2 separate regions of the Homo sapiens genome follow, and region 2 is linked to region 1. A link is an interaction called in ENCODE POLR2A ChIA-PET data of the cell type or tissue named here. Cell type or tissue: A673. All regions are shown on one strand.

The links. Peaks named below come from ENCODE experiments on the same cell type or tissue, not always from the same donor. Only the 100,000 strongest peaks of a DNase experiment are listed, where the experiment ranks them.
Region 2: POLR2A ChIA-PET joins it to region 1 with 10 read pairs; 1 of 35 experiments calls an interaction of 5 or more read pairs at or near these places.

The regions. Positions count from the first base shown.
Region 1 is chr17:48,979,347-48,984,346 of GRCh38, forward strand. No RefSeq gene overlaps it. Among named protein-coding and RNA genes, the nearest start is that of GIP, 13 kb to the left of the region's middle. In A673, no CTCF peak of the experiment used is centred here; DNase peaks (open chromatin) are centred at 2,735 and 3,005; H3K27ac peaks cover 4,048 bases.
Region 2 is chr17:50,152,631-50,157,630 of GRCh38, forward strand. The region is part of intron 1 of LOC124904025 (a long non-coding RNA gene); the gene reads left to right. Among named protein-coding and RNA genes, the nearest start is that of PPP1R9B, 4.5 kb to the left of the region's middle. RefSeq lists a cis regulatory region at 930-1,966. In A673, no CTCF peak of the experiment used is centred here; no DNase peak of the experiment used is centred here; H3K4me3 peaks cover 109 bases; H3K27ac peaks cover 912 bases.

The sequences.
Region 1 (5,000 bases):
CTAAGATTCCTTTTATGGAGCAAAGTTCCATCAAAGCCAAAAAAAAAAAAGGCCTATGTAGGCCAGGCGCAGTGGCTCACACCTGTAATCCCAGCATTTTGGGAGGCCAAGGCAGGTAGATCACTTGAGCCCATGAGTTCAAGACCAGCCTTGCCAACATGGTGAAACCCTGTCTGTACTCAAAATATAAAAATTAGCCAGACGTGGTGGTGCACACCTGTAATCCCAGTAGGCTAAGGCAGGAGAATTGCTTGAACCCAGGAGACAGAGTTTGCAGTAAGCCAGGATCATGCCATTTCACTCCAGCCTGGGTGACGGAGTAAAACTCAGTCAAAATAAAATAAATAAAATAAAATAAAATAAAATGCCTATGTAAAAAATAATTATTCTTGCTGCACTTTATTTTTGTTTATTTATTTATTTATTTTTTTGAGACAGAGTTTTGCTCTTGTTGCCCAGGCTGGAGCACAATGGTGTGATCTCGGCTCACTCTCTGCCTCTGATTCTCCTGCCTCAGCCTCCCGAGTAGCTGGGATTACAGGCATGAGCCACCATGCCCGGCTAATTTTGTATTTTTGGTAGAGATGGGATTTCTCCATGTTGGTCAGGCTGGTCTCGAACTCCTGACCTCAGGTGATCTGCCTGCCTCGGCCTCCCAAAGCGCTGGGATTACAGGTGTGAGCCACAGCACCCGGCCACACCAGGCTAATTTTTGTATATTTCGTAGAGAGGGGTTTTTGACATGTTGGCCAGACAGGTCTCAAACTCCTGATCTCAGGTGATCTGCCCACCTCGGCCTCCCAAAGTGTTGGGATTACAGGCGTGAGCCACTGTGCCCAGCAGACCGTAGATTAGTTTGTCTTTTCTAGAATTTTATATAAATGAAATCATACTCTATATTATTTTTTTGTCAGCTTCTTTCATTCAGCTACTTATTTTGAGATTCATGTATGTTGTAGTGTGATTAATAGTCCATTGTCTTTATTGCTGAGTAATAGTCTTCTGTCATATGGATACATTAGTTTGTTTATCTATTCACCTGTTGATGGACATTAGAGTTGTTTCTAGTTTTTGGCTCTTAAAAATAAAGCTGCTATGGTCTGGGTCTGGTGGCTCACGCCTGTAATCCCAACACTTTGGGGGGCTGGGGTGGGTGGATAACTTGAGCTCAGGAGCTCCAGAACATCCTGGGTAACATGGGGTAACATGGGGAAGCCCCACTCTACAAAAAATGCAAAAGTTAGCCAGGTGTGGTGTTATGCACCTTGTAGTCCCAGCTACTTGGTGGGCTGAGGCAAGAGGATCCCTTGAGTCTGGCTTGCACCGGGGAGGTTGAAGCTGCAGTAACCTGTGATCGCACCACTTCATTCCAGCCTGATCAACGGCGAGACCCTGTCTCAAAAACAAACAAACAAGCAAACAAAACTACAATAACAACAACAAGAACAAAATAAACCTGCTCTGAATATTTATGAACAAATCTTCATAGAGACATATGTTTTTCTTTTTCTTTTTTTATTTTTTGAGGTGAAGTGTTTCATTGTCATCCAGGCTGGAGTGCAGTGGTACAATCTTGGCTCACTGCAACCTCCTCTTCCTGGGTTCAAGCGATTCTCCTGCCTCAGCCTCCCGAGGAGCTGGGATTACAAGCACCTGCCACCACGCCCAACTAATTTTTGTATTTTTAGTAGAGACGGGGTTTCTCCATGTTGGCCAGACTGGTCTCAAACTCCTGACTTCAGGTGATCTGCCCACCTTGGCTTCCTCCTTTTATTTTTGTTGAATAAATACCTAGGATTGAGGCATGTTGAACTTTTTAAGACTGTCAAAATGTTTTTTGAAGTCATCGTAACATTTTATATTCTCACCTCTTGTATGACAGTTCTAGTTCCTCCAAAGTTTTGCCAACACTGAGTAGGATCAGTCTTTTTAATTTTAAGCCATTTTAATAGTTATGTAGTAATATCTCCTTGTTATTTTAATTTGTGTTTTCCTAATGACTAATGATGTTGAGTATCTTTTCATGGGCTTATTTGCCATCTGTATACCTTTTTTAGTGAAGCATCTGTTCAAATCTTTTGCTCATTTTGGTTGGGGGGGGGTTGTTTGTTTTCCTGTTATTGAGTTTTTTGTTTGTTTGTTCTTTGAGACAGGGTCTGGCTCTGTTGCCCAGGCTGGAGTGCCATGGTGCAATCTTGGCTCACTGCAACCTCCACCTCCTGTGCTCAAACTATCCTCCCACCTCAGCCTCCTCAGTAGCTGAGACTACAGGTGCACTCCACTGGCTAATTTTTTTTTTTTTTTTTGATACGGAGTCTTGCTCTGTCGCCCAGGCTGGAGTGCAGTGGAGCAATCTCGGCTCACTGCAAGCTCCGCCTCCCGGGTTCATGCCATTCTCCTGCCTCAGCCTCTTGAGTAGCTGGGACTACAGGCGCCCGCCACCACGGCCGGCTAATTTTTTTTTGTATTTTTAGTAGAGACGGGGTTTCACCGTGGTCTTGATCTCCTGACTTCCTGACCCACCCGCCTCAGCCTCCCAAAGTGCTGGGATTACAAGCGTGAGCCACTGCGCCCAGCCTCCACTGGCTAATTTTTTTTGTATTTTTGGTAGATACGGGGTTTTATCATGTTGCACAGGCTGGTCTTGAACTCCTGGGTTCAAGCAATCATACTGCCTTGGCCTCTCAAAGTGTTGGGCTGGGATTATAGGCATAAGCCACCATGCCTGGCTAACAATATCTTTTCAAGAGCAGACGTTTTAAATTTTGATGAAGTTCAATTTATCAGTTTGGTTTATTTTTCCTTCCTTCCTTCCTTCCTTCCTTCCTTCCTTCCTTCCTTCCTTCCTTTCTTTCTTTTGTTCTTTTTTTTTTTATAGAGACAGGGTCTCACTGTATCTTATCTTCCCATTCTCTTAACAGTATCTTTTTGTAATTTTTTTTTTGTATTTTTTTTATGGAGATGGGGTACACTATGCTGCCCAGGCTGGTGTGGAACTCCTCACCTCAAGCAATCCTCCCTTCCTGCCTCAGCCTCCCAAAGCGCTTGGTATACAGGCATGAGCCACCACACCTGGCTCAACTCAGCCTTTTAGTGATTGTGCTTTTGGCATCATATCTGTCTGGAATGTCTTTGCTAACCCAAAATCACCATCTTTTTTTTTTTTTTCTTTTTTTTTGAGACAGAGTCTCACTCTATCGCCCAGGCTGGAGTGCAGTGGCACAATCTCTGCTCACTGCAACCTCTGCCTCCCAGGTTCAAGCAATTCTCCTGCCTCAGCCTCCCAAGTAGCTGGGGATACAGACGTGTGCCACCACACCTGACTATTTTTTATACTTTTAGTAGAGATGGGGTTTCGCCATGTTGGCCAGGCTGGTCTCAAACTACTGACCTCAGGTGATCCACCCATCTTGGCCTCCCAAAGTGCTGGGATTATAGGCACGAGCCACCATACCCAGCCCAAGATCACCAATTTTTCTCCTAGAAGATTTATAGTTTTTGGTCTTACATTTAGGTATGTGACTTAAATAATTGCATTTAAGCATATGATTGAGTTAATTTTTTTTTTGAGACAGAGTTTCACTCTTGTTGCCCAGACTGGAGTGCAATGGCACAATCTCGGCTCACCGCAACCTCCACCTCTGGGTTCAAGCGATTCTCCTGCCTCAGCCTCCTGAGTAGCTGGGATTACAGGCATGGGCCACCATGCCCAGCTAATTTTGTATTTTTAGTAGAGACAGTTTCTGCATGTTTGTCAGGCTGTCCTCGAACTCCCGGCCTCAGGTGATCCCACCTCAGGTGATTCGCCTGCCTTGGCCTCCCAAAGTGCTGGGATTACAGGCGTGAACCACTGCACCCGGTGATTGAGTTAATTTTTATACATAAGGTGAGGCACGAACAGAAGATTTTTTTTTTTTTGCATATCTATGTTTAATTGTTTTAGCACTATTTGTTGAAAAGACGCTTTGTCCATTGAGTTGTATAACTCAATAACTTTATGGCTTGTATAAAATAAGTTGTGATACATGTGTGTTTCATCGGATTTTTTTTTTTTTTTGAGATGGAGTTTTGCTCTTGCTGTCCAGGCTAGAGTGCAATGGTGCGATCTCGGCTCACTACAACCTCTGCCTCCCAGGTTCAAGCGATTCTGCTGCCTCAGCCTCCCAAGTAGCTGTGATTACAGGCATGTGCCACCACTCCTGGCTAATTCCGTATTTTTAGTAGAGACCGGGTTTCTCCATGTTGGTCAGGCTGGTCTCGAACTCCCGACCTCAGATGATCCATCCGCCTCGGCCTCCCAAAGTGCTGGGATTACAGGCATGAGCCACCGCGCCCGGACTGCATTGGATTTTTAAATGCTTCAAAGGTCATGAAGCACTGTTATCAAGGCAAAAGCAAGGACTTTGGCTGTAGGTACAGCTGGGTTAGACTCCTGGTCTTGCCACCAACGTGAGGCACAGTTGACCTATGAAGTAGAAACAATGGTACTGGCGCCTCAGGATGTTTGCCACTTTTTTTTTTTTTTTTTTTTTTTTTTTTTTTAGAGTCTTGCTCTGTCACCCAGGCTGGAGTGCAGTGGCACGATCTTGGCTCACTGCAACCTCCACCTCGCAGGTTCAAGCAATTCTTCTGCTTCAGCCTCCCAAGTAGCTGGGATTACAGGCATATGCCACCAAACCCGGCTAATTTTGTATTTTTAGCAGAGACGGGGTTTTGCCATGTTGGTCAGGCTGGTCTTGAACTCCTGACCACAGGTGATCCACCCGCCTCGGCCTCCCAAAGTGCTGGGATTACAGGCATGAGCCACCACGCCCGGCCTGCCATGTTTTACAATGTTCTCCTGGATTTCTTCTGTCCTTTTCTGCTCTCCTCCCAGGTAACATAGGGGACTGGGAAAGCTGATCCTGGTCCTGAATAACATCTCTTAATTCCTAAGGTCCCTAGATTCGGAGCTCTAGGAAGGAAAGAAGGTAGGGCTAATGGGTACAGTGTTATCTATA
Region 2 (5,000 bases), 1.2 Mb after region 1:
CTAACCCTTCTTAGAAGGCCTCTGTCAGGAGCAAGCTTTGGGACTTAGATTTCCAAACTCAAGATTGGGTCTTGAAAACCCCTCCCCACAGGCCCCCCAACCCCAATATAGAAGTCCGGAGAAGACAGAAACCTCACCCAGTTGGGGTTTGGAAGTTTGTACAATGTACTCAGAAGCTCTTGTGTGGATTGGAGGAGGGCGCAGGCCCCTGTGTTCTGCCCAGAATCTCCCACACCCTTGGTGGTAGATCATCTTAACTGGTCCCAGCCCAAGGGGTCTGTGCCCACGCGTCTGGCCAGGTGGGGAAGCCCCCAGTTTCTGAGGGTGGGAGAAGGAGCTGAGAACCAGCTACCAGGCCCAGAGACCCTCGGACTCCCAGCATTTCCGGTAGCAGCTTAGAGCAAACTGGAATTACAGGGGTGCTCTTGGGTCTCCCTTGTCCAAAGGATTATGAATCTCCGGACAAACCCCTTTAACAGACCCTTCTAGGGGGTTTGGGCTTCAAGAGGGTGGAGCTAGCCAGAGCTTGGGGGACTGAGGCTAATCAGTGGGATTATTATTTCATGGGCTCCTGGTTAGCAGAGCAACACCCTGGCCAGAATTCCCAAAGACGCTTTTATGGAGCGGTAAGTGCTTCACCATCACTTGTTCTCTGGTGTCAGGCACCAAGCCGGCTGGCCTGTGAGATGGGTGAAGAATGGGGTCTCATTCCCTCCATCCCTTCTCTGCCTGTCTGGAGCAGTAATCGCACCTGATAGGAACAAGGAGGGTTTGGGAGGGTTACCATCCAAACTGAAGGCTTTAAATAGAATTTTCATTCATTGGGCTGTCATCTTCACCTACATCCTCCAGTGAGGAAGCACTCCAGGATAATTTAACCACCCTTTCTCTTTCCTTTGTCTTCATGGAAGAGACTTTGATGGCCAAGTTGCCCAGTGGTCTTTGGATGGAAGTTCCTTCCTTACCTTTGCCTTGGCATAGAGTGGTTGACCTAGGAGCCAGGCTGCTAGGGTTCAAATCTTGGCTTCACTGCTTACTGGCTGTGTGACCTTGGACAAGTCACTTATCCTCCTCTGTGCCCTGGGAGGATGAAAGAAGGCCCAGAAAGGACGAGAGTGGCTCGGACACAGAAGATAGGGTGTGGGGGAGGAGACGCCTTTCCCAGCCTGTGCTAAAAAGGCCAGAGGCTGCGATAGGCAGAGATAATTCACCCCCAACTCTCCTCCTGGTAACCGCCCCCCTGCCACAGCTTTCCCACACCCCCCCAAATCTGCTTAGGGCCCTTGGGAAGATGCTCTGTTAGGACTCTTCCCCAAGGCTTGCTAGTTTTAAACACCAGGTGTAACTGCAAAGATAGTGATGAAGGCAGGGAGAGGCCTGACGAGCGATAAGTCCCGAGCCCTCAGCGCCCTGGGCGCAGGCCCGGGCTGGGTGCCAAGGCTGGCTTCTCTTTCCAGCCCTGGGGCCTTGAGACTCAGCTTCTAAAAGCGGTTTTTCCTTGGCCACGGTCATCTAAGCAGAGGCTGGCCCAGACCCTGCACTTGGATCCTTTTGTGGTGAGCCAGTGGTCCCCACCCAGTTGCTCTCCTTCAAGAGTTGACCTCTGCCAGGGATTTGGGCTGGTTATAGGATGCTGGAAAGGTATGCTGGAAAGGTGTGTGTACACCTCAAATCCAGGATGTCAGTGTTGGAGGGGCCTTTAGTGGCCCTTGGCTGACCTCTTCACAGGGAGAATGACGAAAGCTGAGAAGTGACATACCTAGTTTTAAAGGAAACAGACCAGGCTAGGGTTCATGAGGCCTGAATTGAGTCCTAGCTGCACTCATTTGCTGGATGACCGTGGGCTAGTCGTGTCCCCTCCCAAAGCCTGTTTCCTCAAAAAGCTTAGCTTGAGTGTCTGAGTGTTTCCTGAGCATAGATAACCCTAGGTGTCCCTCACTTTTGTGCATGCAGCACAGGCCTTGAAGCCAGGCCATCTCTGTTAGAATCTCCAACCTCCCACTCCCCAGCTAAGGGGCTTCAACAAATTCCTTCATCTATAAGATGAAGATAATATACCAACTTCATAGAGTTTTTGTGAGGAATAAATGGGTCCTCAATGCATAAGGCACTAAAAGGGGGCTCAGAGTGTTGGCTGTTACTGATTGCAGGGTATCCAAGCACATGTGGGGGTGTGTGCCTGCATGCACATGTGGGCAGGTGTGGCTGAGAATGAAACTCGGTGTTTGCATCTCTCTGTGTGTCTTCACAGGACTTTGGGGCTCTCATTTTCTTTAAGGTTCAATATGTGAAATTCTGAAATATAAACACCCCTTGCTTACAGCTTCTCCAAATCTTTGGGGGTCATTCTTGGGATGACCTCTCTTCTCTACTTCCCAAAGGGTTTTTCACTCCTGCCTGTGGGTGCCTCAAGCCCCTCATTGTCCCTGCAGGGAGAGGGGTCCCTTAGGGTCCTCTCACAGCTAGGAGACTGCCTTGCTGCTGGTTCCCTCTGCTGTACCCAGTTTCTTTCTATCACTCTCCACACTTGCTCCAGTGGCTCTTGGAAAGTTCAGATACATCTTGGAGACTAGGGAGGGAGACTTGGTAGGAGGAGTCAGGGTGTGTGTGTGTGTTGGGGGGCGGGGGAAGGGGTTGGACAGAGGAAAGATTTCTCCAAATCATCAGTTGCTTTAAAAGAAAGCCTATATTTAGCTGGGCTTAGAGGGCCTGTAAATATGTATTTTGCAAGGCAGACAGCCCGTAGCTGTGGGAGCTCCAGAGATATGCAGGGAGGTCAAAGAAAAAAAAAATAATCAGAAAGATTAGGCAATATATTTTGTCATCAGCAGATTCAAAAAACTCTACTGCCTGCTCTCACTGCTAATAATACACATTTCTGTGTTTCGATGGTTCCTATGTTTCATCTGCCCTCCAGATCTTGTGCAGTGGGTGCCTGAGAAGGAGACTGGCTCTCGGAGACACCTTTTCCTGCCAGCCTTTGCCTCATCTGCCCTGGGTCAGAGGAAACAGCATCCCACCATCTCCATCCCCACTAGCCCGCCAGGCTCTGCCTGGCGCAGGTACAGCCTCCAGAACACCAGCTCTCAGGTCTCCCACGCTCAGTGCCCAGCACGCAGGTGGCTTTGGGGTGAGGTGTGGGGTGAGAAATCCTGCACTTCAGGGCAGTTCTACTTCAGAGACCTCTTTTTTCCTACAAAAATGTTCATTAATTGTTTTTTTACTTTTACTTTGAAAAGTTTCTTTAACAGTAAGAGGCCTTCAAAGAATCATGTGACAGAATTTACAAATGCTAGCAATGTGTCATTTTTGCTTTGGGTTTTTACATATAAAAGAGAATATTTGGCCGGCCCGGTGACTCACACCACCCAGTGCCATAATCCCAGCACTTTGGAAGGCCGAGGAGGGCGGATCACGAGGTCAGGAGATCGAGACCATCCTGGCTAACAGTGAAACCCTGTCTCTACTAAAAATACACAAAAAAATTAGCTGGGCATGGTGGCAGGTGCCTGTAGTCCCAGCTACTCGGGAGGCTGAGGCAGGAGAATGGCGAGAACCCGGCAGGCGGAGCTTGCAGTGAGCCGAGATCGTGCCATTGCACTACAGCCTGGGCAACAAGAGCAAAACTCCGTCTCAAAAAAAAGTATATATATATATTTGAGCCCCCTTTTCTTTCTCCCCAGTTCCATTGTCCACCTCCCCCAACACTCACACATTTGGAATACAGCTTTTCTAGACCATAATTTTTGCATTACTATATTTTAATTGTAGCAGACTAGAGATATAAAATTCACCATTTTGGCCAGGCGCAGTGGCTCACGTCTGTAATCCCAGCACTTTGGGAGGCCGAGGCGGGCAGATCACGAGGTCAGGAGATCAAGACCATCCTGGCTGACACGGTGAAACCCCATCTCTACTAAAAATACAAGAAAAATTAGCCGGGCATGGTGGCGGGCGCCTGTAGTCCCAGCTACTCGGGAGGCTGAGGCAGGAGAATGGCTTGAACCTGGGAGGTGGAGCTTGCAGTGAGCTGAGATCGCGCCACTGCACTCCAGTCTGGGCGACAGAGCGAGACTCTGTCTCAAAAATAAACAAATAAATAAATAAAATAAAATTCACCATTCAGTGTGTACAGGTCACTGGCATTAAGTACAATCACCTTGTTGTGGAGCCATCACCACCATCTATCTCTAGAACTTACTTTCATCTTCCAGAGCTAAAACTCCATACCCATATAAGTCCCCATTCCCCTCTTCTGCCTCCCAGGTTCAAGCAATTCTTCTGCCTCAGCCTCCTGAGTAGCTAGTATTACAGGCCCGCACCACCATGCCAGGCTAATTTTTGTATTTTTAGTAGAGGCGGGGGTTTTACCATGTTGGCCAGGCTGGTCTCGAACTCCTGACCTCAGGTAATCTGCCCGCCTCAGCCTCCCAGAGTGCTGGGATTACAGGCATGAGCCACTGTGCCTGGTCTAGAATTATGTATTTTAAAAATGTATGTAACAAAGGCAGGTACAGTGGCTCATGCCTATAATCCCAGCACTTTGGGAGGCTGAGGCAGGAGGATCACTTGAGGCCAGGATTTCAAGCCCAGCCTGGGCAACACGGCAAGACCCTGTCTCTACAAAAAAATAAAAAATTAGCCAGATGTGGTGGTGCACCTATAGTCCTGACTACTCAGGAGACTGAAGTGGGAGAATCACTTGAGCCCAGGAGTTCCAGGCTGCAGTGAGCTATGACTGTGCTTCTGCACTCCAGCCTGGGTGACAGAGCAAGACCCTGAAAAAAAAAAAAAATTATGCAATGGCCATCATACTATGTGGATCATTTTTCCAGTCAACATGTTTTTTTCACAATGTAGCCACATTTGTTCATTTGATTTGTTCATTTTAACTTCTGTTTATTATTTTATCAGAAGAATAAGCCACAATATATTTATCAATTGGGTGTTTAGGTTGTCTCTATGTTTTGTTATTATTGCTATTTATTTATTTTTGAGAT